Linked DNA regions of Mus musculus: region 2 is linked to region 1. A link is a loop called in an ENCODE intact Hi-C map of the cell type or tissue named here. Cell type or tissue: gastrocnemius. All regions are shown on one strand. Each heading gives the region's core, and the rest is flanking DNA. Links, peaks and the distances in the headings are about the cores only.

Region 1 (16,546 bases), core at 4,113-12,112:
ACAGGAAATCCCCACTGCACCCCAATACTTCTACCCACGTCTTTCACTTCCGTGCTCTAAGGTGCCTGCTTTCCTCAGAACTTCCACAGTCACTCTCACTCAACAAGCCTTTTTGTAGTTCACCCAGACCTGGTCCACAGTCAGCCCAGGCTCCCCCATGCTCAGAGCTGACTGTGGCTTCCAAGGCAAGATGACAGGTAGGAGGGAAGCTCCACCCAGGTTCTCACTTCAGTGACTCGGGGCAAGAAGAGTATGAAAGGTCTACCTGGTCATTCTTCCGCAGCTGCAGAGTGGGTGTGTGTGGAGGCAGCTCACAGTGGGCTCTCTTCCATCCGCATAGGTTCTTCGTTACCTACACAGCGGGACTGTGCAGGAGCCTCCACTGAGATGAAGAGATTGGAGTCCTCCTGAATCTCTCCTAAGCTTTTCACCAAGCTGTTGCTTTCAAACATCCTTTACCTCCTTTTTAATAATACCGTCACTCTTTTGTAGCCTTGATTCAAGCAACCTTGGATTGAAAATACTTACAAAGTTCTATACTGAACATGTATGGGTTTTCTCCCAACCCCCCAATATTATCTCCTAAAAGCAATACAGTGTAGCTACTATTGTTACCTAGCATTCTCATTGCATTATATGATACAGGTGTAATCTATGCAGAGGGTAGGCATATAACTAATCTAAATTAAGGTATTCAAAAGAACGTGCAAAAGCCACATGCAAAACCCATGGCATTTTATGGACAGGACTTGAGAACCTGCAGCTGCAATGTCTTGAAACCAACCTCCTATGGATCCCTAGAGGTGACAGTGCCATTCAAAATAGAGCACTGGAAACTCAGGAAACTATAACCTTGCCAAATCCACCCATTCTCACTTTCCGGACCTCAGCACAGCTGGGTATGGTGGGCGTACCTGCACTCTCAGAACTCAGAGCTGAAACAGTTCAAAGCCGACCTGGGCTGCACAACTCCAGCCCAACATGGGCTACAGAGGAAGACCCGATTTCAAAAACAAACAAATAAAAAGACTGGGCACAGTGGCTAATGCCTGTGATTCTGGCATTCGGGGGTGGAAGCAGGAGAATCTTGAGTTCAAGGACAGCCTCAGCTACATAGACACCTTGAAGTCAGCTTGGGATAAACCTCTGACTTGATGGGAAGAGAAGGTTGGAGGAAGTTGTTACTGTGTTAGGTTGCTTGCTTTCTTTTCTTCTTTGTTTCATTTTTTTCCCACCACACAGGGTCTACCAGGCCATCTTGAATTTGAATTCACAGCAGTCTTGCCTCTGATTGCTAAATGCTGGGATTACAGTGTACACTACCATGCCCAACTTTGAATTCAACTGTCTAATAGACAAGTAAGATATTGTAGAGCACTGACTAATTAGTAAACTTTAATTTTATTGTTCTGTAGTTTTTGAAGTCAGTCTAGCTTGATGATCCACACCTGTACTCCCAGTACTTAGGAGATGGAGGCAGGAAGATCAGGAGTTCAAAAGCCAGCCTCAGATGCCTGTTGAATTTGAGGCTAACCTGAGCTATATGAGACTGTCTTTGAAAAGTTGTAAGTTCTGCCCTGGTGAGATGGTTCAGCAGCTAAGACACTGGCTGCTCTTCCAGAGGACAGGTTTGATCTGAAGTCCCACTATGTGCAATTCTAGTGCTAGGGGATGTAATGCCGTCTTCTGGCCTCTGAGGTCATCAGGCACTCATATGGTGCATGACGAACATCCATGTGCATAAAATAAATGTATTGGAGAGCAATTGAAAAAAAGACACCTCACATTTGCCAGGTGTGGTAGCTCATACCTTTAATCTCAGTACTCAAGAGGCAGAGACAGACAGATGTCTGAGAGTTTGGGGTCAACATGGATACGTAATGAGTTCCAGCCCAGCCAGGGCACACAGTGAGATTCACAAAACAAATTCACAATGCCAATTCCTGGCACCTGTGCAAATTTGTGCTTACAAGTGCATAAGCGCGTGTACACACACACACACACACAGGACCTTTCTTTTTCATTCTCAGTTTACCCCAACAATATCTTTATAGCCCAAATTGACCTCAAACTCATGAGTCTTCTATTCTGGCTTGGCCTCTTGTGCCCTGGGATGACTGGTGAGGTTTATTTAAAGTACATTTTTATTATGTGTGCATACATGACTATGTGTGTGGTCACATATGTGGCACAGTGTGCATGTGAGGGTCAGAGGCAACTTGAGGGGATCAGTCCTCTCCTTCCATCATGTATGTCCCAAAGACTGATACAGGCCACAGGCTTGGTGAGAGCACTTTACCTGCTGAGAGAGTCCACCAGATCCTGGTGTCATTTTGAACCTTGGTTTCTCTCCCACACTGCACTATTCACCAATATTCTCCAATAGATCTGGGGAACAGGGGCCTGTGTTGCTGCTGGTGATGGGGCTCCTGGCTCCACATAAGCTGTTCTTATGAAGAAACTAAGAACTGGAGGAGTGACTTACCTCAGCTCTGGGTTGAGTTGCAAAAGAGCCAGATTCTGGATTGAGGCTACTGACCCAGATAGGCTGGTGAAGTCATTGTTTACATTGGGTGGCCTCTGTGCATCTCTCGTGCTTCCTCTAGATGCCCTTTCCCCTGCTCTCCGCACCTTGCCACGGCCTTTCCTCTCCCTCCCCTAGCATCTCACTATTTCATGAAGTACAGGAAAAACAACACATGAGATGGGATAAAAAAAAAAACTGGGTCAAGACTTAAGGCAGGCACGCAGGCAGATTTCAGAGGTAGATTGTTTGCCTAGCATGTGCAAGGCCGTGGTCCAATCCCCAGGACATCAAGGGGGTAAAAAAAAAACAAAGAGCTCAGGCAGTGAATTTTCACAATATTAGTAAATTGGTGTGGATTATAACTACAACAGATACCAGTGGGGAAATTTGGAAGATAAATTATCATCATGTGACTCAGAATAAAATGTATAACAAATACTGATAGAGCTTGGTGTACTGGTTCACACCTATAACGCCAGCACTCAGGGGGCTGAAAGATGGAGGAGTTCAAAACTAAGCTTGCTATATAGTGAGTTTCAGGCTGGCTGGGCTCTAGAGTGAGACTCTGCCTTAAAAAAATAAAAAATAACAAAACGAATTCACTTATATGGTTCAGCAAATACAAAAGCAACTCCTGTGTGCCAGGCATTGTTCTGGGTTCAGGTATGTAGCAATTTTCAGAACAATCGTCATTCTCACAAAGCTACAATCTAGTAGGAGAAAGTAGTCAACAAGAAATGGAGTTGGTGGTGTTGGGCACTAGGGAGACAGTGAAGCCAAGTGGGGATTTGGGTGGGGGGCAAATCTGGTACTGAAACAGAGGGGCTGTTTAGGTAGGGTACTTTCAGGTAGGGTCAGAATGTGACCCTATCATTCCTTGCCTCACTCATCCAGCATTTAGTGAACATGCCTGACATGGAAGAGCCTGCAGTGGACAGAAGACCTTTTTCATTCTGGGTCACGCAGCCTCCTGTCCAGGGCAGAAACTGCTGGGGGAATTGTTTTTTGTTTAGTGTTGATTTTTTTCCCCTCTTTTATTTTCTTCCTTCTTTCCTTCCACCCCTGATCCCTGCCCATGCTAGTTCTGGATATGTAGCTGGAGTTGGCCCCAGATTCTCCATGCTACCTCCGTCTCCTTGGTGTTAGTTAGGATGTGACCCATCTAGCTTCACACTCAGCTTCAGTAATACCCTGCCTCAGCCCCTCAGGTTGCTCCAGCTACTTCTGAAGAGCTGAAACCTTGCTCTGCTCTACTTAATGGTTTGAAAACTGAAAATTCCAAGATAGGGAGCAAGAATGAGATCTATCCACCCTAAGGATTTTATTCTTTTTCTTTTTTTTCTCTTCTTTCATTCATTTTTTTTTTTTCTAGAGAGAGGGGTTTTATGTAGTTTTGGTTGTCCAGATTGACCTCAAACTCAGGGAGATCCACCTGCCTCTGTCTCATGAGTGTTGGGATTAAATACCACTAAGCCTGACTAGTACTTTCATTTGAAGATATAAAAAAGTCTAAAGCAAATATCTACTTCCCTTCCAAATAAAAAGACTGGCTCCCCTTTCATCTTTGTTCCCTAAGGCTTCCACCCCTACTGTGAAATAGTGTGTGGTAGGATACTTTTCTCTTACTGTAATAAAGTCGTCTGACAAAACCATTGTGAAATAGAGTGTGGTAGTTACTTTCCTATTACTATAATAAGGTATCCTGACAAAGGCGACTTGGAAGCTTATTTTGGGGTAGAATTTGGGGGTACCAGTCCATCACAGCAGGATGGCAAAGATTGGCAGCAGGCGCACAAGGCAGTCGGTAACACTGCATCCACAGCATTGACACCGGCCTTCAGCTTTCTTCATTCAGTCCGGGACCTTTACTACAATTAGCCTAATCCAGGAACTCCCTTACAGACTTACCCAGGTGTTGTTTCCATGGGGTTTCTAAATTCCATCAAGTTGGTAATCAAGATTAACAAAGACAGAAGGCCCCAGTAGCCTAGGCTGGCCCCAGAAGCCTAGGCTGGCTTTGAACTCATACAGTTGAAGCTGACATGGGACTGGTCCTCCGGCCTTGCCTCTCCAGCACTTAGAACTGTAAATATTCAACACCACACCCAGTTTCCTGTTCCCTTCTTAAATGTTTACCAGGCTTTTCTTAGCTCATCGTATCTTTACTTTCCCACACTAATCATTATTATTAAAAATAGTTTTGACTTGCTATAATTTGGATGGACCTATGTGTTTTCTAAATATTTAACCACTCTCTTTTGGCAGCTCATTTCCTTTTGACCTCAGTTTTTTTTTTTTTTTTTTTCTTAAACACAACAGAGGTTTCTTTTGTAAAGGCCCATGGGTTCTGTTTCTGTTATCTGACGATGTCCTCATCTTATTCTTTTCAAAACAAATAATGTTCTTGTCAGGAGCCAATCGCCTAGGCCTGTAATCACAGCATCTTGGCAGACTGAGGAAGAGATAAAGAACTGGCCAGCAAGATTCTGACGCAAAAGTTAATAATCTGACTTTATTCTAATATAATACATGGAGCAAATTTCACAGTTTCTGGTGTGTGTGTGTGTGCACGTGAAGGGTTGGGGAAGATAAGCTAAAAAAGGTCCTATAAATTCTCCAAATATATATATATATATATCAGAAAAACGACCCTGAAATGTTCATCCTCCATGTCCCCAGTGTTGGAATTACAGGTGTGTGCCATCACACCTGATTTGTGCAAGGCTGGGGACTGAACCTTTAGCATGTTAGGCAGACACTCACCAACAAGGCCAGATCCCCAGTCCAAGGTTCAGCTTTTAAATGAAGCATGCAATTCAGTGGTTTCGAGTGCATTCACAGACTGTGCAACTATCACTACTAATTTCAGGACATTGTCTCACCTACCAGAAAAAGAAACCGTATATGGGTATGGTGATCCATGCCTTCAATCCCAACACTCTAGCCAGAGGCAAAAGTTTCAGGCTAGCCTAATGCATATTTTATATAACAAGATCTTGTATCAGAAACCAAAGGGGTGAAAAATGTAAAAAACCTTCTACCTTGTTGTGTGGTGACCATTAATCTATGTTGTCTCTAAGTTTTGTTTGTTTTGATTTACCTATTCTGACAAGTCACCTAAATGGAATGTTTGTGTCTGTTTTGTTATTTTGTGTGAATGTTTCACTTACATGTGTATGTTTGTCCACCTGTGAACACCACTACTAGTTGTGAGCTGTCACATGAGTGCTGGGAACTGAACCTGAGTTGCTCTTAACTGCTGAGCCACCTCTCCAGCTCTGGTTTATTTTAATTAGCATAACATTTTTAAAGTCTCATCCATGTTACAGCATATACAAGTCATCTTTGTCTCCTTTATTTTACATTTTTCAAGACAGGGTGTCTGAGTGTAGCACTGCTATTCTGAAAATCATTCTGTAGACCATGCTGGCCTTGAACTCAGAGATCTGCCTGCTTCCCATTTTAAGACAGTGTTGCTTGTAGCCCAGGCTGGCCCCCAACTTGCTAGGTACTCGAAGGTGGCCTTGATTTAGAGTAGTCCTCCCTCATCCACCTCCCATGCACTGGGATTATGGGTATAGTGTTGGACCAAATAAGCGGTCCGTATTCCAGCCCCTATACTTACCTTCTCTTAATAACATGAAGACTGTGTTAAATATGTACAGACTGCCTTTTCTTTTCCTGGCTTATGGCAATCTTGTACGAATGCACTCATGATTTATATAGCTGGTGGGCTGGCTATACTGATGGGCTATACTGATGGGCTTTCTCAGTCCTCTGCCACTGTGAACAGTGCTGGAGTCCTTACTCCACAGGAGGGAGTTTACCTGAGGGATGACTCCCAGAAGTGGAATTCTGGGTAAAGGGGGCACAGACACTTTACCCAGTGTCTGTATTTACACTTTTCAGTATAATCATAAACTGAACTGATATGAGTTGCTCAGAACACTGATTTCCACCTCCTGTGCTTGCCAGCACGTCTCTCTTCTTCTAGGTACATCCCCCACCCTCTGTGACAGATGCGATGTCCTGAAAAGTAGGGGAAAGGTCACAGCGGAAGTTTGCTTCCTCCCTTTAATTCCGTTTAGTTTAGAGGCGAGGGCTTCTCCCACACATCGAATTGGCTCTCCCAAGGGTTCATTGACTCATCCTGGAAGTCATGAGAACGCACACCAACCCCCCCCCTCCTTGTAGTAACTATCGTGTTCACTTAGACCTGCCCCTAATTCTTGAGGGCTTTCCCCACTTGAGGGCTTGTCCCAGGAATCTTTTCTGAGATTCCCCCTTTGGGTCAGCACCTCTCCTTTGCGTTGGTTGGAGCCGGCAGGTGACTGGTAAGGCAGGTCAGTTTCCAGGTATGAAATCTAGACCATGACCTCCTCCCTCTCTAGTTCAAGCAAAAGGCAACTTTAAAAGAAAATAGCTTATTTTTAAAGAAAAAAAAATAATCTAAAATCCAATGCCCTCCCGGGGTACCGGAGCCACTGAAGGCAAGGCGATCCGTCCAAACGCCGTAAAAAGCCGAGACCAAAGCCAGGACAAATATTTTACTTTCATTCGGGAGGGCTCGAGAACAGTCGCAGGTACACTACAAGAACCTGACTCAAAAAACAAAGGAAGGAAGGGAGGGAGGGAGGGAGGGAGGGAGGGGGAGAGAGAGAGAGAGAGAGAGAGAGAGAGAGAGAGAGAGAGAGAGAGAGAGAGAGAGAGAGAGAGAGAGAAGAGAAGAGAAGAGGAGAAAAGGAAGAGAAGAGAGGAGAGGAGAGGAGAGGAGAGGAGAGGAGAGGAGAGGAGAGGAGAGGAGAGGAGAGGAGAGGAGAGGAGAGGAGAGGAGAGGAGAAAAGGAAGAGAAGAGAGGAGAGGAGAGGAGAGGAGAGGAGAAAAGGAAGAGGAGAGGAGAGGAGAGGAGAGGAGAGGAGAGGAGAGGAGAAGAGAAGAGAAGAGAAGAGAAGAGAAGAGAAGAGAAGAGAAGAGAAGAGAAGAGAAGAGAAGAGAAGAGAAGAGAAGAGAAGAGAAGAGAAGAGAAGAGAAGAGAAGAAAAGAAAAGAAGGGCTGGTGAGATGGCTCAGTGGGTAAGAGCACCCGACTGCTCTTCCGAAGGTCCAGAGTTCAAATCCCAGCAACCACATGGTGGCTCACAACCATCCGTAACAAGATCTGACTCCCTCTTCTGGTGTGTCTGAAGACAGCTACAGTGTACTTACATATAATAATAAATAAATCTTTAAAAAAAAAAAAAAAAGAAAAGAAAAGGAGGGCGGAAGGAAGGAACTCCTGCGGGGCCTTCCCACACTGCCCGGGCGTCACTTCAAGTACTGCATCCAGCAATGGGGGAGGGGGTAAAGGCGCCTTTTGGCTCCTGATCTTCTAGAAGGCGGCCGGTGAGGCTGAACCTCATGCTGTTCACTCTGGACTGCAGTGAATCAACCGCGAGCCGCGTGCTTTCCGTGACTCCCCGAGAACTCTGCGGCGACGCTGCTGACGCAGGGCTGGATGGCCAGCGGACGTGCCCCAGGGCGAGCTCGTGCAGGTTCGGTACGCGTGCGCAGTCTCCGAGGAGCCTCGCCCAGAAGGGGCGGGGCTTTGGGAGGTCCGTTTGTCTTTGGGGCTTATTTCTATCCAGAGCAGTGCCTGCGTGGAGCTTCCACGTTGCGACTCAGCCGACCTTCTTCCTTACTCCTGCACGACCTGGTGTGACTGTGAGCAGCCGTCTCTCAACTTTTCCTTCTGAGGTAACTGGCCCAGGACCCCCCAGGCCGGAGGCCGAGACATGGATCCCTTGTCCCATCGGTCGGGCTACTTGCGTTCGAGTCAGGGCTTTGCCTCCACCGGCTCTCTCTGCGTCGCCCAATCTATGAACTCCATGGGCCACCTTTGTTTGCCCACCAGGTTTCACCAAAGTACCTTAGCCTTCCCTTCCTGTCACCGCTTTAGAGTGTTGTGTAGTAACTGCCCCTTTGAAGGCTGAGTTCTTGTCTGTAGGACGACCATGTGGCCCAGAGTACCTTTCAGAGTGCCTGAGCTATTTAAAAGCATTCAAAGATGTTTGGATAAATTAACTAGATTTGACTCTTTGCTATTTTCTGTTTGCTACTTTTTGTTTTGTGGTACTCCGAATTGAACCTAGAATCTTGTATGTGCTAGATACAGCTTATACCACTCACTGGGGTGCATTACCTACCAGCCCCTTATGTTTACTTTTGAGACAAGGCTTCACTAAATCTTCCAAATTAGCTTTGCATTCTCTATAGCTCGGGCAAACCTTAAACATGCATTCCTTCTGCCTCAGCCTCCTTCATAGCTGGGATTACAGGCTTTTGTCACCCTTATCGTTTATATTGACGATATTATATTCAAGAAGTTTATAAATCCCCTGGAGGTGGTGGTGGCGGCGCGGCGGTGGCGGCCCGCGGAGGCCCGCGGACACCTTTAATCGCAGCCCTTAAGAGGTAGAAGCATGGAGGATCTCCGTGAGTTCGAGGCCAGCCGTACAGAGCTAGTTCTAGGACAGCCTGAGCTACACAAAGAAACCATGTCTCTGGAGGCAAAAAAGTTTGTAATCAACTTGGATGTATGATACAGGAGAAACTTAGACAGGTTGTTTGCTCTAGGACATATCCCTATTTCTTATTCTTGGGGCACTATGCTAGGGTGGGCAAGCACTCTATATACCACTGAGTTATATTTCAGCTCACTTTTTTTTTTTTTTCGAGGCAGGGTTTCTCTATGTAGCCCTGGCTGTCCTGGAACGCACTCTGTAGACCAGACTAGCCTCTAACTCAGAAATCCTCCTGCCTCTGCCTCCCAAGTGCTGGGATTAAAGGCGTGCACCACCATTGCCCTGCTCCACATTTTACTTTTTGAGTCAGGGTCTCACTAAGTTGCCCATGATAGTTTTAACTCACTGTGTAACTCAAGTATGCACCACCAGCCACACCTATCATTTTCTTGTATTTTATATATATACATGAAATACACACACATATACATTCATGGAGGCATTTTGCCTTCATGTTTTGTATCCTGTTTGCTGTGCATCATGGGTGTGTGTAGAGGCCAAAAAAAGGACTTCAGATTCCCTGGGACTGGAGTTACAGATGGTTGTGAACTGCCGTGTGTCGGCTGGTCCTCTGTAAGAGCAGCCAGTGCTAACCATGGAACCATCTCTCCCGCCCAATTTTCTTTCTACTTCCATCCGTCCCTGATGTAAAGTTAAGTCCTGGCACTGTAACTGGGTTTGTGCGTTGTGCTTGGTGGGAGTGGTCTTAAAGAGGGGTAAAAGTAATTGGGTGTGTGGAATGTGCTTGTAAGCCCAGCGCTTAAGAGGATTGCTTAAGTTTGAGGCTAGCCTGGGCTACATAGCAGGGAGAGGTAAAGATATACAGTTGTAAACAGTGTTCTTGAAATTATCCCAACAACATGTGTATTTGTTCTCCAACCACACATGCTTGGAGGTGATGCCGGGAGGGGACTTGCCATTGTCCCTGTCTCCCTGGCCGGCAGGGCCTCCTCTTGCTCCTGAGAAAACAAGGGTTGAGAGTAACTCAGACTCTTTCTTTCTTTCTTCACAGGATCTAGCAGCAGAAAGCAGCTCTACTTCCCTGCAAAGGAGCTGGGCACCGTCGCCATGAAGTTCATGCTGAACCTCTATGTGCTGGGCATCATGTTGACCCTGCTTTCCATCTTTGTTAGAGTGATGGAGTCTCTGGGAGGCTTACTGGAGAGCCCACTGCCCGGGAGCTCCTGGATCACGAGGGGTCAGCTAGCCAACACACAGCCTCCTAAGGGCCTGCCAGACCATCCATCCCGAGGAGTGCAGTGAACCTCCCTCCCTGCAGGCATCACAGCTTCAGCATGTCCAACCACACGTTCCATTTCTCGGGAGGCAGCATCAAGTGTCTCCAAAGGACTCTTACTAGGCCTGGAAGGGCTGTTCCCTTACCCTGGAAAAGAGCCTATTTCCCCTAGAGCTGTGAGTGGGCTGTCTGTGGCTCTGGGATGGAGGTGTACCAGTTCCAGCTGTTGGGAGAATGGATTTTGGTTTCGTTTGTTTCAGACCTCTGTCCTAAAGGACTCTTTTGGACCTAAGTATCTTCTGTTGGTTTACCATTGAGTCTCTTCCCTGAGAGTTGTTTGGATGGCATCAAAGGGGTTGTGGTTTGACTGTGAAGACAGAGGGTGGACTATCCAGTGTCCAGGTCAAGTTGTACATTTAAGTTCTTTCTCCAGTGTAATGCACATGTGTTTGTATATAATGTCTAAAGGGCTATGGGATGATCAGGCCTGCTTAGGGTATGGGAGTTCCAGCCACTGTGTGGCTTAAACATGAATTTTTCTAATGCAATAAATGTGAATATATATGTTTCCACTGTTTGTCCTGTTGACATGCCTGCCCTTGAAATTAGTAAGGGGAAGTTTAAATCCTAAATCTATAATAAGTAAGCTTTATCTCTATTTTTATTTTTGAGGCAGGATCTCACTGTGCAGCCCTGGTTGTCCTGGTAGTCACTATGTAGACCAAGCTGGCCTCATAGAGACACCTGGTGCCTCTTTTGCTTCTCTAGTGCTGGGATCAAAAGTGTGCACCACTACATTTGGCCATTTTTACATACATACATTTATTTATTTATTTATTTACTCCAGAAGAGGGCGTCAGATCTTGTTACAGATGGTTGTGAGCCACCGCGTGGTTGCTGGGATTTGAACTCAGGACTTCCGGAAGAACAGTCAGTGCTTTTAACTGCTGAGCCATCTCTCCAGCCCCCTGTTTTTACTCTTGAGATAGTCTATGGTAGCTAAGGCTGGCCTTGTCCCCCGGATTCACCTGCCTCTACCTTCTAAGTGCTAAGACTGTAAGCTTCTGTCTAAACTTAGTATTTTCAAATTTAGGAGCAAGAAAGTGTCCAAGGCCTTGTTTAGAAACTGAATATGGATTGCCAGAAATTCCAAGGACAGCTAGGGCTGCATAGCAAGACTGAACTCAAAAAGTTTTGTTTAAATGTAAACTTGCGGGCTGGGCCTTTCAACCCTGCCCTAACAGCCAGTTATCTGAGCCTAGGCAAGACTCAACCTTGGCCCTCCATGGTTGCCCCTATGGATTCAGCCAGCTGTAGGTTCAGATCTTGATTGTAAGGGCTCAAGATTGAACTTAGGGCATTATATGTACCAGGAAAACACTCTACCAAGGAAACTATTTTCAGCGCTGAAAATATATTTTTTTTTGTAAATTATGTCCACTATTCTTTTGTCCATGATAAGACACCTTTTCTTGTCATTTCTTCCTAAACAAAACAGAACAACTTTAGTATTTACATTGCATTAGGTATTATTATAAGTAATCTGGAGATAAGTATGTGTTAACATACAGTTGGGTCCTTTGCAGATTATATGCCACTTTATATGAGACAGAGTTGTGGCATAATCCCCTCCCCACTCCCAGAACTGTTTGCTCTTGTGACTGGTCGGACTCTGTAAAGGAAATCTGCCCTCTCCCCGCCCTGCCTCAGTCTAAATGAGCATTCTTGCAGGCCTAGCCATCTTGTTCTCCTCAATGGCTTAGCCAGCTAAGTGGCTGTTTGATTGTTGTCAGTTTAAGTCAGCTACTGAATGTCTGCACGGTGCATGTCATTTGCCTGTGAGAGCTCCCGAAGCAATCTAGATTGGCCTTGAAACCTAGGATCCTTCCACCCTAGCCTAATGGATCTGGGGTTATAGCTACATGCCGGGTGCTCATTTCTGCCCTTGCCCAGCACTGAGCTTCCACTCAGCAGTGGAAGAAGGGCTGTTCAGTTTTGAAGCAGTCTCACTACATAGCCCTAGAACTGATAATGAGTAGCTGACAAGTGACCCAGACTGACCTCAGAGTCCCATCTGCCTCAAATGCTGGGATTAAAGGTGTGGGTCATTACAATGGGCAAAGAGGCTTCCTTCCCACAATCCACCTCTCTGATCCCTGCCCTGCTATGAAAGTATTCACTCTGCCTTAGGTTTCGCTCTCATCTCTGTGTTTATGAATTTGATATACTTTTGCCAAACAAAAAGAATGGAACACAGCGTCGCGCCCTCTGCTCAACAGCTCTGCTTCCTTGGCGTTCTTAATGCAGCTGACTGATAGCTCTGGCTTAGGGATTGGTTTTGACTATTGCTGGGTGGTAGTCAGTATATTGCCAACCTCCACATTCTAGATACATGGTTCATTATTAGCCCCTTTGGGGATAAGAAATTATTTATTTATTGGGTCTTGCTATGCAGCCTAGGCTGGCCTCAAATTTGTGATTCAGTTATTGGGGTTAAAGTTATGTTGTCACACCTTGCTTCTGAGGACTGGCAAACTAGCCTTGACTTTGCTGAGGTTACAGAAGGTTGATTTCATTAGCGTAGTACTGTCAGTCATGTATTTGGGGGATTAGACTTAGCCGCTAAGGCACTGATCAACAAGTCAGATGACCTCAGTTTGATCTCCAAAACCTACATGGTGGAAAGAGAGAATATTCCCATAGGCTTGTCCTTGAAGTCTACAGGTGCACTGTGACATACTGGCATCCCCAACCCTTCACACACACCACCACCAGGATACACACAGAGTAAATGTAGATGAAAAACTTAACGTAATTGGAGAACTGGCAAGATGGCTCAGTGGATAAAACCTCTTGCTGCCAAGCCTAATGGCCTCAGTTTGATTCGAGGACCCACAGCATTGAAGATGAACACCATCTCTTGCAAGTTGTTCCCTGACCTTCACAAATGTGTCTCCCCCAAAATAAATGTAAATAAATAAGTGTATAAGAAAAAGTATAACTGGAAAGCAAACAGTGGCACACACCTGCCTTCTGTGTAAGCCAATGTTGGTTGTGAGAGGGTCTTGCTATAGTCTGCACTTCCTTTGAATTCTTGGCAGTCCTGCCTTAGTCTCCTTATTAGTGGGGTTACAAGTATGTACCACCATGCCCAGCTAGTTCCGATATTTCTATCCATCAAGGGCACACTAGGTTATAATGTAGCAAGATCAGTAAAAATCTCAATGGCTTAGAATCATTGCCCGGGTCCCTAAAAAGAAGCAGGTGCCTAAACAGTGCATCCCCACCTATTTCTGCTGATTGGTACCCCACAATCATCAGGCTGCTGTGCACTTGTCCGTCCATCCCCCTGCACCCCCCCATTTCTCCTTATCTCCCAGACTGCTATTAACCTGGTCTCCCATTACCATGTGTTAGATGTGTGGGAATGTGGCTTATACTCTTTTTTTTTGTTTTTGTTTTTGTAGAGCTTGGCCACACTGGTAGAGAAACTTGTGCCTTGCCCAGAACTTAAGTTTGAACCTGATATTGTAAGTAAATGTCATTTAACATTTTTTTCCCTTTGAGGGAAGATATAGTAAGGGTGTCCTACCTACAGGAGAGGTGTGAGGTGTGAGTTGAATAGTTATCTACCAGGAAGTTATCTACTACTAGTGGTAGTCAGCAGTATTCTTTTAGTATTCCTTCATTTGTTTGTTTTGCGACAGAGTCTCACTGGGTAGCCCAGAATGGCCTTAAACTCACAGCAATCTTGCCTCAATCTCTTGCCCTGGGACTCACTAGAAGCTCACTGCTGACTCCCTGTGGCTGGACGGGGCTATGGAAGATGATTCTGCTCAATCAGTCCTGATGTAACATGCCTATTCTAGACTGGAATATGTAAGGACTGTTTCCCAACCTATAGCAACCTCCCCCAACACCCTGCTTTGGTAACTAAAATTGATCTGTGTGGGACTGTATTGGAGTTGGGTGTTAATGAAAAGCTTTGATTTCCGCCCTGTACTTTCCCGCGTGTGATAAGTGGTGCATCTGTGTGTATGTCCTTGTATGGGCTTGACCTTGCCACGTGAGGCTGCCAGAGGACCATTTAACAATGCAGCCCCAGCTATGTAGCTCATGTAGGCCTTGCATTTGTGACTCCCTTGCCTCTGCCTCTTGAGTTACAAGCATGCACTGGAACGGTCTAAAATGCAGAGACATGGGGACTTGCTAAGTTAGGAAAGCAGATAAGATAAGCGCTAAGAGAGAAAAGCAAAGAGAACTAAGGCACAGTGTATCTAAAAACCTCCAGCTACCAAGGTTTAAGCCTGTTAACTGGAGGCCTGAACTCTATTGCCATCTAGTGGATGCTGAAGAGAAAGGAGTGTTAGGTCATATTCAACTATCCTGTCCTGAAAAAGACAGGAAGGAAGGAAAGAAGGAAGGGAGGGAGGGAGGGAGGGAGGGAGGGAGGGAGGGAGGGAGGGAGGGAGGGAGGGAGGGGGAGAAAAGAAAGAAGAAAGAAAAGTATTTTCAAACTAATGGGAACAGGTTTTAGAATTCTATAAAACTTCAATATTGAAAATAGCATGAGACGAGCCTATGACTAGACGGTTCAAATACGCTCTGGGAACTGGGAAGTGGTTCAGTGGGTAAAGGCACTTTACCTGGCAATTATGACAACCTAAATGCCGATCCCAAAACACATAGAAAAAGCCCATCGCAGCAGCCAGTGCTTCTGAGATCACAGGCCCAGGAGAACTGAAGGAAGCTTGCCGCTGGCCCAACTAACTCGGGGTACACAGCGCAAAGAGGCCTTGTTTCAAGATGAAAAGGTAATGCCCGACACCTGAGGCCTGTCCTCTGACCTCCACTCATAGCACGCACACGGCTACACCCCTTGCAAGAACACACAGATGGCTCAGCAGTTAAGGGCACTGGCTGTTCTTTCAGAGGTCCTGAGTTCATTTCTCAACAACCATCTGTAATGGGATCCAATGCCCTCTTCTGGTGTGTCTGAAGTGAGTGACAGTGTGATCACATACATAAAATAAAGAAATGAATCTTAAAACAAACAAACAAACAAACAAACAAACAAAAATCACACGTGCAGATATACTCACTTATCACACAGAAAAAAAAAAAGAAAAGAAGGCAGGAAAAGAAAAAATATGTCTGAAAGTGGGTGAGGGAGTTTCATTGCAATGAAGGTGCCACCGATTTCAGAAATCTCCACAAAGGGGCTGGCGACTTGACTCTGAGGGTTAAGGCATCCGCTTTAGAGCTAGACAGACCTGTGTTCAACCCCCTAAAGGAGGAAGGAGAGAACCCTCAGATTGTCTTCTGACACCCACGAGCTCCAACAGCACACACAGTTTTTTAAATCCCAGCACTCAGTAGAGGGTGGAGGATCTCTGTGAGTTCAAAGCCAGCCTGGTCTACAGTGTGAATTCCAGGACAGCCAGGGCTACACAGGAAGACCCTGTCTCCAACAAACAAAAATAGAAGTAAATTAACAGTAAGATCTGGTTCTGTGGTAGAATTCCTAACACACCCAGTCAAAATATTTTACAGTTTCTTAAATTGATGTGTCCCTTTTCAAATGTGTTTATTGACCAGGTGGTGGCACGAGTCTTTAATCCATCCACTTGGGAGGCAGAAGTATGGGGCCCTCTGAGTTTCTGGGGCATCCAGGACAACATACTCAACTATATGATAAAAAGAAGAAAACTATAAATACTTTGAAGTTTCTCTCCAAAAAGTTTTTCTAGTTGGAAAGAAAATGTGTGTGAGTGAGGGATGCATAAAGCAGTGTGCACAAGAGGTCAGAGGACTTGAGAGTCAGTTTTTTCCTTCTGTCACTTCCATCTTGGGAGTCTTTAAACTCCTATCAGGCTTGGCAGCAAGCGTTTTTTGCCAGCTGAGCCATCCTGCCGACCCCCCCTCCCTCCCGAAGCCTGACTTTAGGTAAACAATTTGAACTTACAAAGAGCTTTTGTGTGAGGCTTCCAGTTATGAAAGAGGATCAATGCCTGTGATTTTCCCAGAGTCCTTCGTTGGCGGACCTGGCCAGCCAGCTCACTGTCTGGGGAAGGTCATCGCTCGGCTGCCTGGGGTAAGGGCCAGTGTATAGAATCTGGAAGTTTACAGCTGGTTTGTGATCATCTCCCAGTCCTGTGTACCCCTTCCTGGCCTCCTCCCCCTTTCCTACTGTTAGCCTTTTTTTGATGTCACTCCTGCCATT
Region 2 (16,546 bases), core at 5,419-13,418, 76 kb after region 1:
GCTGCTCTCCTGTATACCCGACCTAACGGCTTCCTGGTCATTAGGTAAACCATATGGACTGTAGAAACCTCACTAGTTTCCTTTGGAATATAGTAACTTAGCAGACCTCTAGCTTTCACAAAACAAAAGCCGAGAACATCATCAGATGGCATCTGAGACCTACAACAGAGGTTTCCCGCCCTGTTCAACAGCATCCCCTGTTCCTGAAAAGGAAGGAAGAAATGTCCTTAGAAAGACACGTGTAAGGGGTTCATTACCCAGTGTCTTGAGCACAGACCCATTTCTGTAAACCCTGAGATAATCTGGGGTAACCCTGAGCTACAGAGGGAAAACATAGTCTCAGGGTAAAATCTGAGAAAATTAATCCCCAAAGCAGGGCATAACCCTAATCCAAAACACACATCCCTGAGCTAGCACACCAAGGTTTGGGACTTTGCAGGGGAAGCAATGTTTCCAATAAGAAGGAAGCGCTGGAAGCTCACCCACCATCCAACACTGCAGCAAAGCTTTATGTGCAATAATTACAAACTTTCAACTACCGAATGTTTGGAAAACTAGGGAGAGCTAACCAACAATAATTAGTTTTACAGTTCTCTCGATGAGAAACATTTAATACTAAACATGTATTTTTGCAATAAAAACCAAAGACAACAACAGATATAACAAGATATAGTCAACAAGAGATAATAATGAATGGGAAGCCTGCTTTAATTGGATCAATTTCTATCCTAGATTACCTGTTGGTAGGATAAACACTGACCAAACCAACTTGGGGGAGAAAGGGGCTTATTTGACTAGAGGTTACAGTCTATCATGGCATGAAGCCAAGGCAGGAACTCAAGGCAGGAACCTGGGGACAGGAACTGAAGCAGAGACACGGAGGAACACTGCTCACAAAGTTTGCTCAGCTACTTAAACTGCTCAGGTTCACCTGCCTAGGGGAGACTTGGGTACTCCTACATCAATTACCAGCTTTAAAAATCCTACATACATTTCCAAAGGCCAGTTTGATGGTGGCAATATCGTACGTTCCTTGTTCCCACGTGACTCTGGATTGTGTCAAGTTGATAGCTGAAGCTAACTCTGACATCATACATATGCTCTCTGTATTTTAGATACAGCCTTGTCAGGGCACTCTGGTGGAGTCAGCTTGTGAGGCAGAAATGCCAAAAAGCTGCTCATGAGAAATGAATTTCTAGGACTCTCCTCCTGGATATTCTGGCAAAAGCCAACTCTCCAGTTTGGATCGGTTTGTCAGGCGAAAAGCCTGGAAGCTGTTTCACGAGGATAAGAGTCCAGGGAAATTTTCCTCCCAGAGTTATGGCATCTCTTTCCCTAACCCATTATATTCAAAATTTCCACCACATTAATCTAGTGTATAGATTCACGTGCACTCTATTAAGCATCACCTTATAGTAAATGCCTTTTAAGATTGTATTCTAACATAGCTAAAGCCTTTTCCCAGTGTTCTTAGATTCCAGATAGCAGCAAGGAGCTTAACCCATTCAGTAAACAATTAAGCACTTGCCATTTTACTCAGCTGTTTACAGATAGAGACTAAAATTCTCACTGAGATAGAAATTCGTATCATAGACTACATTCCATGCCAAGAGCAAATTTGTATACTATACTGAAAATGGATAGTCTTCAGATATAGATAAGAATTAACGAGGCCTAGAGAATTTTGGGGTCAGTGACACTACATTATTCTTGAGGCGTGTCAAGAGTTAACTACCCTGAGGCAATTAACTCTAAGTGTAAAACTCTTGCCTGGCAGAAAGTGCTAATCTCTAATGTAAACATTTATCTGGTCCCTACAAATTCCCTTTGTAGTCACTCCCCTTGCATCTGTGCTAATCTCTAGTGTTATACATTTATCTGGTTTCTTTTGAAGTCACTCCTTTTGCACCTGGAAAAATTCAATGTGCCTTGTTCTGCAATTTATTCTGTATTATAAAAGTCTGATGCTCAACTGGAAAATTACATTCAGATTCAACACCTCTCTTGTGTGTTTGACTGATTGTCATTTTTCATCCTAATCTCTGCCCATCTACTCTAGAGACTCTTTCCTACGCAGGCACAGGGGACCAGAGGGCCTGCGGCACAGCCTCCTGTGTTTTTATTGAAAATTATCTGATTTTAAATTGTTCTCTAAATTTAATTAAAATACCAAAATAATAGGATGAGTACAAATATATTCAGTTGATAGAACCTAGTGGGGAAACCCCTACTCAATTCCTGATTCGGCGTGCACCCAAAAAAATCACGAAGGACCATCTTGATGTAATTACATGAGGTCGTTTAATTACGGAGCTCCTGGCCGACATGCATCCCACACAAGAGATAACGGATGTGGGCCACAAGGCTCAAAAGCTAGGGGGTTTTATCGGGTAAGGGGCTTAGGGGTGTGGAATTCAGCATAGCAACACACTATTGGCTTATTCAAACAGCAGCAGAAAAAATTAGATGTGCAGGGTGTCAGAGTTCTGTGAGTTGTTGACTCAGTTCAGATAGCCCTGTTATGTCCTCATTTTCCTCTTTATCTTTAAGGTTAAGCTGTTCCCAGGAATGTTTTAACTACGGGGCATACCCAGGTTTGTTTTTCTTTTTTCTCAGCCCCAGGCAGACTCTAGGCTCACAAACAACCAGCAATTTCTGAGTATTTTATATGACTGACAGGTCTTGAAATTTCATCGTTCTTTCACAGTGAGAGAAGGAGGTATAACAGTTATAGGTAAGAGATGATACACTTTTGAGCCAATGGGTTTTAAAAATGCTTTGGTTGAGAGTGAACTTTGTATGATCTGATAAAGATTGCCCAAAAATGGAAATGAAGGAGAATAATTTTAGAAGGTTGAATTATATTGTAGAAATATTGTGAAAATAAAACTTAAAGTGGAGATGACTATAACTACGTTGAGTATAATATAAAGTTTATTAAAAATTTAAGGTCAAAATTCAATGACCTGAGATAAATTAATGCTGGACTCTGTTTGCAACAGCAAGGTTTCCTTAAGTATTGATGTAATCATACTAATGTTTTTTTAAAATGCCTTCAAAAAGCAAGGACTGTGTTTTTATTGTTTTACTAAATGATTAGATCTTACTTTTATGTGTTTAGCTTTCCTACTGGACAAAGCCTTTGATACTTAGATAGCCATCACCTTAACAGTTACTTGGGGCATTCCTACTAAACTATATCATAAACATAGAAGTCATTTTAAGGTGAGATGGCTGACAAGGTGGCTCAGTGGGTAAGGGCACTGACTGCTCTTCCGAAGGTCCTGAGTTCAAATCCCAGCAACCACATGATAGCTCGCAACCACCCGTAATGAGATCTGACGCCCTCTTCTGGTGGGTCTGAAGACAGCTACAGTGAATTTATTTATAATAATAAATAAATCTTTGGGCCTGAGGGAGCAGAGCTGACTGGAGCTAGCAGAAGTCCTAAATTCAATTCCCAACAACCACATGATGGCTCACAACCATCTGTACAGCTACTCATATACATAACATAAATAATAAATCTTTTTTAAAAAAGAAGTAATTTTAATGAACAAATATTTAAATTTATTTATAAAACCTGGTTTATTAGATTAAAAAGAGCACCAGAAAACTATCAAAAATTAAAGTTTTGACTTTCTCCTAAGATTTACCCATTTTAGAAAATATTTCTTATAAAATAAGTACTTGGTTTCAACAAAATGGCTGTCTAGGTAAGACCTAAACAGTGACACCAGTTTACATGCCAACATGGGGCTCCATCCTTAGATGAAGACTGCCAGCAAATGACAATTGCCTTTAGAGGGAGGATTAGTCTTCCCCAGGAATTAACTACCAAAATAATAATCCATTGCCAAGTGGTAATCCCTAAAAATATACATACAAGCAACTTTATGATTTATACCAAAGGAGTCTTAAAGATCAAGACAATGTCATGTGTCTTTTTCTAACTGTGGATGTCAGCCTTGGATTTTCAGATATGTGTGTTTCATTTGGAATACCCTTAGAAATCAGTGCATCTTTTAACACTTGTCGGACAGGCTTCTATTTGCAATAGATGCTGATAATAGAGACCCACAGCTGGCCAGGGGGCTAAGAATAAGAGATTGATGAATTCTGAGCCCTAAAGAGAATGTGTGTGTGTGTGTGTGTGTGTGTGTATCCTTCACCCTCTTCCGTAGTTCAGGAATCATTTCAGAACAGAGTGGAAAGAGTGTGAGAGCTACAGGCAGTGGGCAAATACAGGGAAACAGGGTCTTCTGAACACACCAGGGAAGCTGCATTTATGAGCTCACAGAGGTTGCAATAACAGGCATACAACCTGTGCAGACCCAATCCAGGCCAATTCCCAATATGGAGACAGTTTTCTCTAAGAGCATAGCCCCTGATAAGTTGACCATGAGCCAGTGAAGACTGCACATTCAAGATATTTAGGCAGCACAAATGGGTCTTAAGAGGATCTAAAAGAACTCAAATTCCAGTGGGCAGGGAAGGAGGAGGTTCGGGAAGAGTTAAAGGTGGAGGTTAAACATGATTAAAACATACAGAACTCTCAAAGGACTAATGAAAAGTGTTTAAAGTACTTGACACTCTATTAAAAATAAGTAAAAAGTATTTGAACCATCTCTATTAAAGAAAAATGTCTTAGTTAGGGTTTCTATTCCTGCACAAACATCATGACCAAGAAGCAAGTTGGGGAGGAAAGGGTTTATTCAGCTTACATTTTCCACATTGCTGTTAATCACCAAAGGATGTCAGGACTGGAACTCAAGCAGGTCAGGAAGCAGGAGCTGATGCAGAAGCCATGGAGGGATGTTCTTTACTGGCTTGCTCCCCCTGGCTTGCTCAGCCTGCCCTCTAATAGAACCAAGACTACCAGCCCAGAGATGGTCCCACCCACAAGGGGCCTTTCCACCTTGATCACTAATTGAGAAATTGCCTTACAGCTGGATCTCATAGAGGCATTTCCTCAACTGAAGCTCCTTTCTCTGTGATAGCTCTAGCTGTGTCAAGTTGACACAAAACTAGCCAGTACAAAAAGCATATACTTTTTTTAAAATAAATAACCTTTAACCATGGTAACCAAAAATTCAAAATTAGTTACAGAGTCTTCCTCAGAGAATAAGGAAACAAGATGATTCATCAACTGAAAGAAAGAAAAAAAAATCATAGCAAAGACTACATTCTGACGGGTGGAGGAAACATGTACCCAGGCATATCTACAACCTCAACAGCTAGACCAGAAGGCATGAATTTTTGGTCACATTTCTAAGATGAAACATGTTAAACTTCATCTGAGAACATGTCTGTATGGACTTCAGAACCGCTGGATAACCCTCCTCTTCAAGTCCATTGACAATTGAGTATCTATCTTAAGTAACTTTTCTCTTTTTGTTTCTTAAATCCCTTTATAATTAGGTATTTTCAGAAATTGTCTATGATACTTAATATTTTGCTTGGTATACAACTAAATAATAAATAGTGTTAATTTTGGTTTTAGTGAACTTACAAAATCATTATTAATCTTTTTGTATTTGTTTATTTGAATCCCCACCTTACTCAAAACTAGTTTTCATGTTTAAAAAAAAATCAAGTGTGGGCTGGAGAGCTGGCTTGGTGGTTAAGAGCATTTCTTCTTGCAGAAAATTAACTGAGTCCAACCAATTAAACTCTGTAAAAGGCTATAATATGCTTAGACGTTGAACAAAGTAACTTTACCTCCATTTACTTTAGCTAGAGGCAATTGAAGATGTGGTTAACTCTTTCCATTCATTTATACAGAAGACATACACCTCTAATAACTACAACATCCTTTAAGTTTATGCCTTAAGTGCTGAAGTCTCTTCATTAAATGAGTGTCTAAAGTATGCTACATTACAATAAGCTGGGCTTTTTAAATTAAATGATATTTATATTTTTCTAATAAAAAGGAAATAGACAAAACTACAGCGACTACTTATAGAGTCTCATTTCCATTTCTGCCATTAAAATAAAAAGTAAGATTTAGTTATGCCTACAAAGATCTTAATATTCTGACTTCTTTTGGGGGAATGGGAGTAGGCTTAACATTGAACCCAGGGCCTTCATTTTACTATTGTGCTACATCTATCACTGTTGTTAATATTTTGTACATAAAACATATAATCTTATTAAGAGAAAATTTATAGGAATATTATATTGTTATCTAATTTATTTTACGATGTGGCTTTCTATTTACGTTCCCCGACTAAATCTGGTTTAATACCAATATAATACAACAGATCTGGCCAATAGCCAGATAAGAGCTATGATAAATTAAATGTTGATGATCAGTCTTTCCTAGAGTTAGAGTTAGCCACTATATATAATCGAAATTATGGTTATGAAATCAAGCTGGCCAGAACCAAAACAAACAATTAAAAATATAATAGATTTGTTTTAAAACTCCAATTATAAATAATATGGTTCACAGAATACAAGTAACTGTAAACACAGGGATAAATATACAGTCAATCTAGAGTTGGTTGGTTTTTTGTTTTTAATTTTTGCTTGTTTAAATGCCCATTTCCTTCACTAGCTACTTTTATGCCACTGGGCCAGACAATGTTCTTGATTAGTGTGTGTGTGTGTGTGTGTGTGTGTGTGTGTGTGTGTGTGTTACTCTTAATATATGTCACATTGCGACAAATACAGAGGACTTAAAAATAGATCTGGACTATAATGGCCAGTAGATTTTAATGATATGATCCAGAAGTTGTCGTCTTAACAGCTTTAACAGGCTATTTCCCTCTCTTGAAGATTGCCCTCTGCCTACTACTCAGCCTCATCTACACCAGATGCTAGGAAGTGTTTCCTAGCAACATGGAGCATTAATAATATTCAGTAAGTACTATGTGTCCCTGCACCATGCACAAAATACAGTGCTTGGTCAACAGGGAAACAGTGGATGAGGGTGCAAAGAAAGCAGCTGCACTTTCAAACTGAACCTTCCTCAAGTCTTACTGGCTGATTAGACCCTCAGTGATGTGGTGAAGTCAGAACATTGCTAGTACATAGCCAAATTATTTTGGAACATATTTAACCTTCTTAATATCGATTTATTTAAGAACCTTTTACTTCTCTGTAACTGACCTAACAGCTTTATTAGGCAAGTCATGTGGACTGTAGAAACAAAACACTAATTTCCTTTGGAATGTATGGCTTAGCAGACCACTAGCTTTCACAACTCAAGAGCTAAGCGCATCATCAGATAATTTATCTGAGGGTTATACGGAAGGTTTTTTTTCACTTTGCTATAACCCATTCTCTGATGTTTCCATCAACGTAATTGAAAAGTAATTTTCTTTGTTCTATTACTATAAAAACTTCATCAAACTGTTACTACATTGGTACATGAAATCTGGGTTCCTAGTCATGGTCACTCACATTTGGCTCCATAATAAACTTTCTTTGAGATGAGAGTTGTATTTTGAGTTGGTGGTTTGGATGTTCCAAACAGTAATTGCACACTTTCCTTGTCTTAGGGCAAACTGATTTGCTTTATTGTCTTTCATGAACTTAGTCTTTGTTTTGACTGGACTTAAATTCTAGAGGCTTTGCTATTCATTTCATACATGTTGAAAATAAAGTAGCTCTCAGGCTGGTGAGATGGCTCAGTGGGTAAGAGCACCCGACTGCTCTTCCGAAGGTCCAGAGTTCAAATCCCAGCAACCACATGGTGGCTCACAATCATCCATAACAAGATCTGACTCCCTCTTCTGGAGTGTCTGAAGACAGCTACAGTGTATTTACATATAATAATAAATAAATCTTTAAAAAAAAGAAAGAAAATAAAGTAGCTCTCAATGAATACATGTTTTAATTTCATGGCATTGAGTAGGTGATGGGTTTACTAAGGTTATATAGTTCAGTGGTAGAATGGACAACTAGAATCCTGCACAGAGTCTGGGTTCAAACTCTCCTGTCCCCCGCCCCTCCAAACAAACAAACAAAAAAACAAATTGCTAATTTCCTATGTTTCTTTTAAATCAGGGGCCTTCAACGCAACGGGTTTCTTCCATTCAGTTTCTTCTATTCAGTTCACTTAGTATTGCTGAGAATTTCCTTGGACCTGGGCTGTAAGCTGGGAGCTCCTGATGTGTAAGTCAGGCAGATCTTATTTTGGCACTTGGTCTAATCGAAGACATAAGGACAAGCACCGTTATTAAACAATATCTGGCTGCGTACTGAAAATGCAAACTGCCAGGAAAGCACATGCGTATTATCTGTTTACTGACCAGGAAAGATTCCTAAAACTAACACCTTAACTGAGCACTGGCAACTTCACGACTACAGCTTCCCCTAAGACATTCCAGGATGACAACCTGTTTCATGACTGATGGCTTTCAGTAGCTGAAAAATCGAGAAAACATACTTCAGGCAGAGGAAGCCGCTTTGTGGACAAAGACCACATGGGTGTAAAATGTAAGGCTGTAAGGCTGTTAGGGGAGGCCGGGATCATGATGGTTTAGGCAGAGATGCGAAAGAGCATGGTGGGTGAGAATCGAAGCTGAAAGGTGCGTGTTGGCGGGGCGGAGAGCTGCTCAGTAGATCTGACTCTAGAGCCAGAAGTTGGGCTCATTCGCAGTGGGTGGTGACGTTACAGCGGGACTATTCCGGCCCCAGGGGCTTGGAGGCAGGAAGAAAGCCATCGGAATTACACTAGAAGCCTAGGGAATCAGGGTTGCCTGCCGTAAATGAGGTCGTTGCGGTCAGTGGGCCAAGGTCAGCGAGCCGCGCCCACACACCCAAGAGCAAGGAGCTGGGACTCAGAGTCCCCACGGGCTGGGCAACCCGAGCTGGGCGGGAATCCGGTCCACGCAACTCGGCGCGCTCGCGGGGACGTGGCGATTTCCAGCCAATCCCGGCCACGCGATTGTGAGACCAATGGCCGTACGAAGAAGCCATACGTCAGCAGTGATCGTGCCGGGGATTGGTGTGAAGACCCCCGACAAGTCGGATGGGGGCGGGGCCATTAACCACTTCCGGTTGGGCGGTGCTTGTGCGCGGGAGCTCACTCCCTGGGTGAGCCGCAGCCACGGTATCCTGCGGCGTGGAGCTCCCGGGAAAGGTAAGTTCTGTGGTGCTGGGTGGGTCCTGGTTCGCTCTTATTCTGTCCGTCGGCCCTGTTCCCCATTCGTAGTGGGTGTCCTCACTCCGGTCTCAGTGCACCGGGATGGGCCCGAGGCTCCACTCTGGCCCTCAGAGTGCGGTCCCCGACTTGCTGTCCCGCAGCTCTGCGGAAAGGGTTGTAGCTCCCGGGCCCTGCGCCCTCCTGGGCACCGTTTTTGTGCCTGGTTTCGCGCGTCCTTGATCTCCTCCCCGGGTTCCTCCACTCAGTGTCCCTGGGACTAGAGGGTCACTTTTGTTTGTTTCCTGAAGGTCGGAGAGAATTGGGTAGAGAGTTTTAGTATCCGCTCCCTGCCACCTCGCCGGACTCTTGGGAGCTGCCACCCCGCCCCAAGGCCACATCCCGAGAATTGAGTTGCAAGTGCCAAGAAAGAAAGTGTTAGCTGTCTTACAGGGTGTAGGAACATGGAGAACAAAACGATTGAAAACATAATGTCATTATTTTTAAAACTTCTTGTTAATTAGAAAAGAACGTCGCAGTTTTCTATGTTTGGCTGGATATTGTCATTAATGGAAATAGTTTTCACGTGTTAATTAGGGAGTTAATTACCTTTAAGTAATCACGGGTTTTTTGCTTGTCATTCCCAAGTGTTCTGATTTTTGATATGCTGTATACAGAAGTGAGCTTAATTTTAATTCGCGATAGTTGCTGTAATTAAGAGTGGTTTGCATTTTGTAAAGTTCCTTTTGCATGAGTGGGAAAGATCAGTGGATCTGCTAAGACTTTTGGTTCTTTGATCGAAATTCCTAAGCGTTCAAAGCCTTGGAACAGGGTTTTTTAAGAATTGCATTCACTTCCTGTCATGAACCATCAAGTCAGCATTAATAAGTTGGGAATGATAGCGCTCCAGTTTAATTTAACATGAAGGTAGAGTGACCTGGAGTGGCTGATAATTATTCTTTGCTATACCTGAAAGCTGACCCAGGAGAAGTATATATTTGACCTCATTCAGTTAGATTTAAGTATCGAGCAATAGTCACTGCTAAAGAACTTGTGTTCTTCTGTCCAAATGTGGGACCAGAGAGAACCTATTACTTGTGTGTAAGATACCTATTACTATTACTATGTCTGTCTGGTCCGACTATGAGTTTGGCAGTGTTTCAGGGGTCTCCAACAGGATATTTTGAAGATTCAAAAGGAATCATGAGCTCATAAAAAATATAAAGTATGTGTGTATTCTTCTCAATGTCATTCTCAATCATGGTTGGGCGCCATTCATATAGTGATATGTTAATTGATGTGTTATATCATTGCTTCAGTACAGGAGACTAATATGTTAGTATTAGCTTAATTTTTTTTTGTAACATAGATGTGCCAGGGATGTTTCCGGAATAGCCAGGAATAGTCATGGGAAATGCTTGATTAAGATCCTGGATTCTTTCTAAGTTCGAGGCCAGCCTGGTCTACAGAGTGAGTTCCAGGACAGCCAGGGCTATACAGAGAAACCCTGTCTCAAAAACCCAAAAAAAAAAAAAAAAAAAAAAAAATAATAATAATAATAATCCTGGATTCTCTCTGGGCGTGGTGGTGCACGCCTTTAATCCCCAGCACTTGGGAGGCAGAAGCAGGCGAATCTCTGAGTTCGAGGCCAGCCTGGTCTACAGAGTGAGTTCCAGCACAGCCAGGGCTACACAGAGAAACTCTGTCTCGAAAAACCAAAAAAAAAAAAAGGATCCTGGATTCTTTCTATATAAACTTGGTTTTTTTCCTCTGTGGCTTTGATGTTGTTTTGCATGTGAGAAAGTCTCACTGGTATCCTTGGCTGACCTGGAACTCATTATATAGAGCAGACTGGCCCCAAACTCACAGGAGATCAGCCCATCTCTACCTCCTGTATACTGAGAAGATTAAAGGGATGCACCACCACACCCAGCTTTTCTATGAACTTTAAATATAAATGCCGTTAGGCTGTAACACATTAGAATTAAACAGATGGAATAATATTTATGTATGGGGACAGGTAAACCCTACCTTGGCATGCTTGTGGAAGTCAGAGAGATGGCTCGTGAAAGAAAGCTCATTCTCACGTTCCACCATATAGATCCTTGGGTCCAACTCAAGTTGTTAAGTTGGGTGGCAAATGCCTTTACTGGCTGAATCATCTTGCAAGCCCCTAAAATCACATATTTGCCTATACCTGGCTTTGGGCCAGATCCAGTAATAGAATTGGAAGTTGGAAAGCACATCAAAGCCAAATTGCTGCCACATATCCCCCAATTGATCCAATAAAATGTGTTGGTTTCTAAAAAGTACAAGACTTTAGCTTGGGAGCTATAGAGAGACTTTTTTTTTAAATTTTTATTTATTTTATGTACATGAATACACTGTAGCTGCCTTCAGACACACCAGAAGAGGGCATTGGATCCCATTACAGATGATTGTGAGCCACCATGTGGTTGCTGGGAATTGAACTCAGGACCTTTGGAAGAGCAGCAGTCAGTGCTTTTAACTGCTGAGCCATCTCTCCAGCCCTAGGGAGATAATTTATTTAACTTATGTAGCAATTGTTTCAGAACTGCAGAATCTGGTGGGTGTGGTGGCTCGTGCCTGGAATGCTAGCTTTTAGAAAGCCCAATTGGGAGAATTGCCTCAAGCCAGAGGTCACTAAGCAGCATATGGAGTTCTGGGCCAGTATGAGCCTCAGTGAGACCCTCTGCCTCCACTCCACTCCACCCACACAAACCCGGGAAAGGGAAATGTCTTAGCCACTGAGGGTGTTTGCTGCCAAGCTTGACAGCCTGGATTTCAGATTCAGGACGTAAATGGTGCAAGGTGAGAGTTGTTCTCAGACCTAAGCCCACATATGCCCACATGCATGTACATGCACACACACATACATAAAACAGCATAGCTTGTGGTCATTATTGTGGAGTAATACAAATGAGTTTCAAGAAAATCAGTACAGCTGGGCAGTGGTGGCACACGCCTTTAATCCCAGCACTGGGGGGGGGGGGGGGGCAGAGGCAGGTGGATTTCTGAGTTTGAAGCCAGCCTGGTCTATAAAGTGAGTTCCAGGACAGCCAGGGCTACACAGAGAAGCCCTGTCTCGAAGAAAAAGAAAAAAAAAGGAGGAAGGAAGGAAGAAAGAAAGAAAGAAGAGAAGAAAATCAGTACAAACTTCTTCCAACTGGCGTTATCAACCATGGTAGCTAGGTCTTTTCATCCAAGATCTTGTTAGATTGCTTTTCTCCCCCTAAGATATTAAAATGATTTAGGCTTCTGACACTGAAGGAAGATTGGGCTAAAATAATTACACATTCTTTTATGCATATTAAACATAAATATACAGTAGAATCCAATACTAGACACCACAGCTTTTTTATCCCTGATGTTTTGATAGATTAAGTTGGCCAGTGAGTCATATACTAAAATTTCATCTCAGAGAACCTTTCCTACACACACAAGTTCTAGAACCTTTTTCTTGTAGTTTTTTTTTTCTTGAGGTGTCATTGTTTGAGATTTGTTTTTATTTTATATTTATGGGTATTTTGCCTGCATATGTCTGTGCACCATATATTGCAGTTCCTAAAGAGGACAGAAGAGGGCATAATTTCTTCTGGAACTGGACTTCCAGATAGTTGTTAGCCACCTTGTGGGTACTGAGAATGGAAGCCAGAGCCTCTGGAAGAGCAGTCAATTCACTTAAACACTGACCCTTCCCTCCAGCCCCATAAGTAAGTTGATTGTATGGCTAGAGATTTTTAGTTTGTACTTAATTGCTTTGGTTGTAGAACTGATGATACTCAGCCCTCTTGTATTTCTTCCACTTGATTGATTAGAATGTATTGGTAAACTAGAGTAAATTGACTGCACTAGACAAGTGTGAAATGATTTGTCATTAACATGCCTTTTAAGAGATGGAGAGTGGAATGATTTGACTTGTGTGTGACAGTCTATCAGTGGTTCTTCTACTAACGGCTGCACTTGAAGAATGCCAGTAACAAGGTCACCTTTATTTCTAGATTTTACATCCCAAGTCTCAGTATAGTTAAGATAATACTATCAAGTTATTACCCTTGGTTTCCATTAAATAAAGTAGACTTTTAAGCACAGAGTCCTCTGCTCCAGGGTGGAGAAGTGCCTTTCTGCTGGGTATCCTAACTCAGAAAACTGGAATTTTACCACCACACCCATTTCTCCCACTTGCTAGCATTGAGCAATGGGTCTTTGATCAACCAGAGTAATTGTGGAATTTCTTAGAATTAATATTTCTGAAGGGATGAATTTACTATAGACATCTAAGTTGTCAGAAAGGATGGGTGAGATCAAGGAGACTTTATTTTTGAAACAGGGTGCATATAGTCATCTATATGAAATGTAACACTTCTAATCATATCTTAGTTTCTACTAACCACATTTTAAATGTTTATTAGTCCACCTAGCAAGTGGTCACCGTACTAGCTAGACCTTTTCGGTTTGTTTCAGGACTTAATCTTAGCCAAAGCCCAGGCTTGCCTAGAGGGTATGACTTAACTGTTTTTTTTTGTTTTTGTAACTCTGGCCCTTTCCACCTTCTTGTTCCTTTTGAGGCAGGCTCTTTGACTGAACCTGCAGAAACCTTACCCATTCTCCTGTCTTCACTTCCCACAGTGCTGGGCTTTTGAGATAGTAGAGATTTTAGCTCCGGCCCACATGCTGACCCAGCAGGCATCCTTGCCCGATAAGCCAAAACAAACAAACATTCGGAATACAAGTTTCTTATTGTCTATTGCCGAGTAGACTGGGTAGGGCCCTTGGCTTTGCCAGTTGGCTGGTCCTGGTTAGGTGCTTTATTTAGTGATAAGATAGAAAACCAAATTTCAAAGCGGCTGCAGATGGTGAGGAGACAGAATCAGGCAGCAGTACAGAGAATGTGGGTGAAGATAAGCCTGAAGTCATGAGGCTGTCTGGGGAAAGACTGGTTAGTGTTTGGGAAAGTCAGAAGAGAGTGTCTGTCATATTGCTTGGGATTGGAGTTACAGACCAAGGTAGCCACCCTGTGGGTACCGAGGAAGAAACCTTCCTCCTCTAGAAGAGCAGCAAGTGCTCTTAACTCTCCAGTCTTTCCTTGTTCTTTTATGGTTGGTTGGTTGGTTGGTGTGGGGTTTTTAGTTTGGGGGTTTTGTTTGTTTTTGGTTTGGGTTTTTGTTGTTTGGTTTGTTTTTGGTTTTTTGTTGTTGTTTGTGTTTTTGAGACTGGGTAACCCTGGCTATCTTGGAATTCACTATATAGACCATGCTAGCCTCAAACTCTCAGAGATCCTCTTCTCTCTGCCTCCCCAGTGCTAGGATTTAAAGCATGTGCATCAGGCCTGGCCACTTCTTTTATTTTTAAGGACTTTTATATAAGCACGGTCACCATTGGCTGTGCTAAACATCTTCTTAGTTTTTGTAATCCAGGGGGGGCTCTATAAAGCCAAATTAATGGTTTAAATTCATTAAGCTACTATTTGAGGATGGGGGAAATGGACATATTGAGGCTTATAATACACTGACATTTAGTTTCCACATCCCTAACACAGTTCTCTTCCTTTGTTCTACTTCCCAAAACTTTGAAGCAGATCCAGAGAGAGGTGTTTTGGGGGTGCAATTTGATTAACAGCTTCTCAATTAGATGCTTTGCTGAGAGAATTTTCTGATTGGATAAGTATTTGCATATACATGTGAGTGCTTAGACTAGTTAGTTTCGATAGTGATGTCCCTAGGAAAGGAAAACCATTTGTTGCTGAGGTTTAATCTTTAGATTTGGGCAGAGTGGGCTGGAGAGATGGCTCCGCGGTTAAGAGCACTGACTGCTCTTCCAGAGGTCCTGAGTTCAATTCCCAGCAACTACTTGGTGGCTCACAACTATCTGTAGTGAGATCTGATGCCGTCTTCTGATGTGTTTGAAGACAGCTACAGTGTATTTATATATAATAAATAAATAAACCTTAAAAAAAAAGATTAGGGCAGAGCCATAGATTTAGCCTTCAGAAGATGTAGTGTCCCTGACTATTCACTTCTTGCAGATGTAGTAACAAATTGCAACAAACCAAGTGGTAATTTGGTTTTGTTTTAATTACTACTTGTGTGAGTAATATGGGTATGTACTTATGCAGGTCAGAGGACAGCTTTGTGTGGGGTCAGTTCTTTCTCTTCACCTTAATGTGGGTTCTGGGGATCAGATTCCAGGCTTTAAACAAGAGGCACTTTACCCAAGATGGCTCAGCGGGTAAGAGCACTGACTGCTCTTCCGAAGGTCCTAAGTTCAAATCCCAGCAACCACATGGTGGCTCACAACCACCCATAATGAGATCTAACGCCTTCTTCTGGTGCATCTGAAGAGAGCTATGGTGTACCTGTTTATAATAATAAATGAATCTTTAAAAAAGAAAGAAAAAAAAAGAGGCACTTTACCCTTGAGCCATCTCACCTGTCACTGACTGATTTTTTAAACTGAAATTTATACCCTCCGGCAGTTGAGAAGGCTAAAAGTTCGGCACAGATGTTGGTTGGGCCATCTTCTCTTTGAAAGGTCTTCCCTTTCTCTTCTCAAGTCTGGTAGTTGTCAACAGTGTTTGGCAGTCCCTGGCTCACGTATGTATCACTTCAATCTCTGCCTGTCACAGCACAGCCTTCTAATTCTGTGTCCAGATTTCCTGTTTTGTAGGACACCATCTTTGGACCCACACTAAAGAGTATGACTTCATTTTAACTTGATTACATCTACAAGGACTATATTTCCAAATAAAGGCACATTCAGAGATACCAGGGATTAGGCATAATAGAGGAAGAATAAGAAGTATTGTGAAATTGCTAAAAAACTTATTTTCCCTGATAGAATGGTAGCAGACATTCAGCATTTCCACAATGAAAAGATTAATTAAAATATGAAAGCTCAGGGCTGGAGAGATGACTCAATGGTTAAAAGCCTTGACTGTTCTTCCAGAGGTCCTGGGTTCAATTCCCAGCAACCACATGACAACTCACACTGTCTTTAACTCTAGTTCCAGGGGACCCCACACCCACACACAGACATGCATGCAAGCAGAATACCAATGCATGTGTTAGATGTATAATAAATGTAATAAAAGGTATGAAAGCCCAGGAAAATTATTCCTTTTGTTTAATGTTAAGATTTTGTTGTTGTTCCTTGAGACTTTAGCCTCTCTAGTAATAGTATAAGTTGTTTATAAAGTATATGGAATTGGTTTTTGTTATTTTTATTTTGTTTTGGTTTTCAAGACAGGGTTTCTCCGTGTTGCAGCCCTGGCTGTCTTGGAACTCACTCTGTAGACCAGATTGGCCTGAACTCACAGAGGTCCACCTGCCTCTGCTTCCCAAATGCTAAGTTAAAGGCATTTGCTACCATGCCTGGCATGAAACAGGTTTTTAACTGTTAAAACAGTCAGTTTTTAAACTGACATTGTCTCTGGGA

What was found. A loop is a pair of places that touch in the nucleus more often than their neighbours do. Peaks named below come from ENCODE experiments on the same cell type or tissue, not always from the same donor. Only the 100,000 strongest peaks of a DNase experiment are listed, where the experiment ranks them.
Region 2: it touches region 1 in a loop (2.9-fold over the local background); 2 of 42 quality-filtered maps call a loop at or near these places.

Annotation. Positions count from the first base shown.
Region 1 is chr6:29,264,552-29,281,097 of GRCm38, forward strand. Hilpda (hypoxia inducible lipid droplet associated) reads left to right here and starts at 8,075. Exons shown (of 2, transcript NM_023516.5): 1 at 8,075-8,259; 2 at 10,099-10,898. The coding sequence starts at 10,155. The coding sequence ends at 10,349. Gm40358 (a long non-coding RNA gene) reads right to left here and starts at 408. Exons shown (of 3, transcript XR_868828.2): 1 at 266-408. It also overlaps a transcript of Fam71f2 not described here. In gastrocnemius, for the core only: no CTCF peak of the experiment used is centred there; DNase peaks (open chromatin) are centred at 8,034 and 8,944; H3K4me3 peaks cover 2,517 bases; H3K27ac peaks cover 2,510 bases.
Region 2 is chr6:29,339,118-29,355,663 of GRCm38, forward strand. It overlaps Calu (calumenin), which reads left to right and starts at 8,989. Exons shown (of 7, transcript NM_007594.4): 1 at 8,989-9,091. In gastrocnemius, for the core only: a CTCF peak has its summit at 12,693 (motif pointing right); a DNase peak (open chromatin) is centred at 8,937; H3K4me3 peaks cover 3,291 bases; H3K27ac peaks cover 2,277 bases.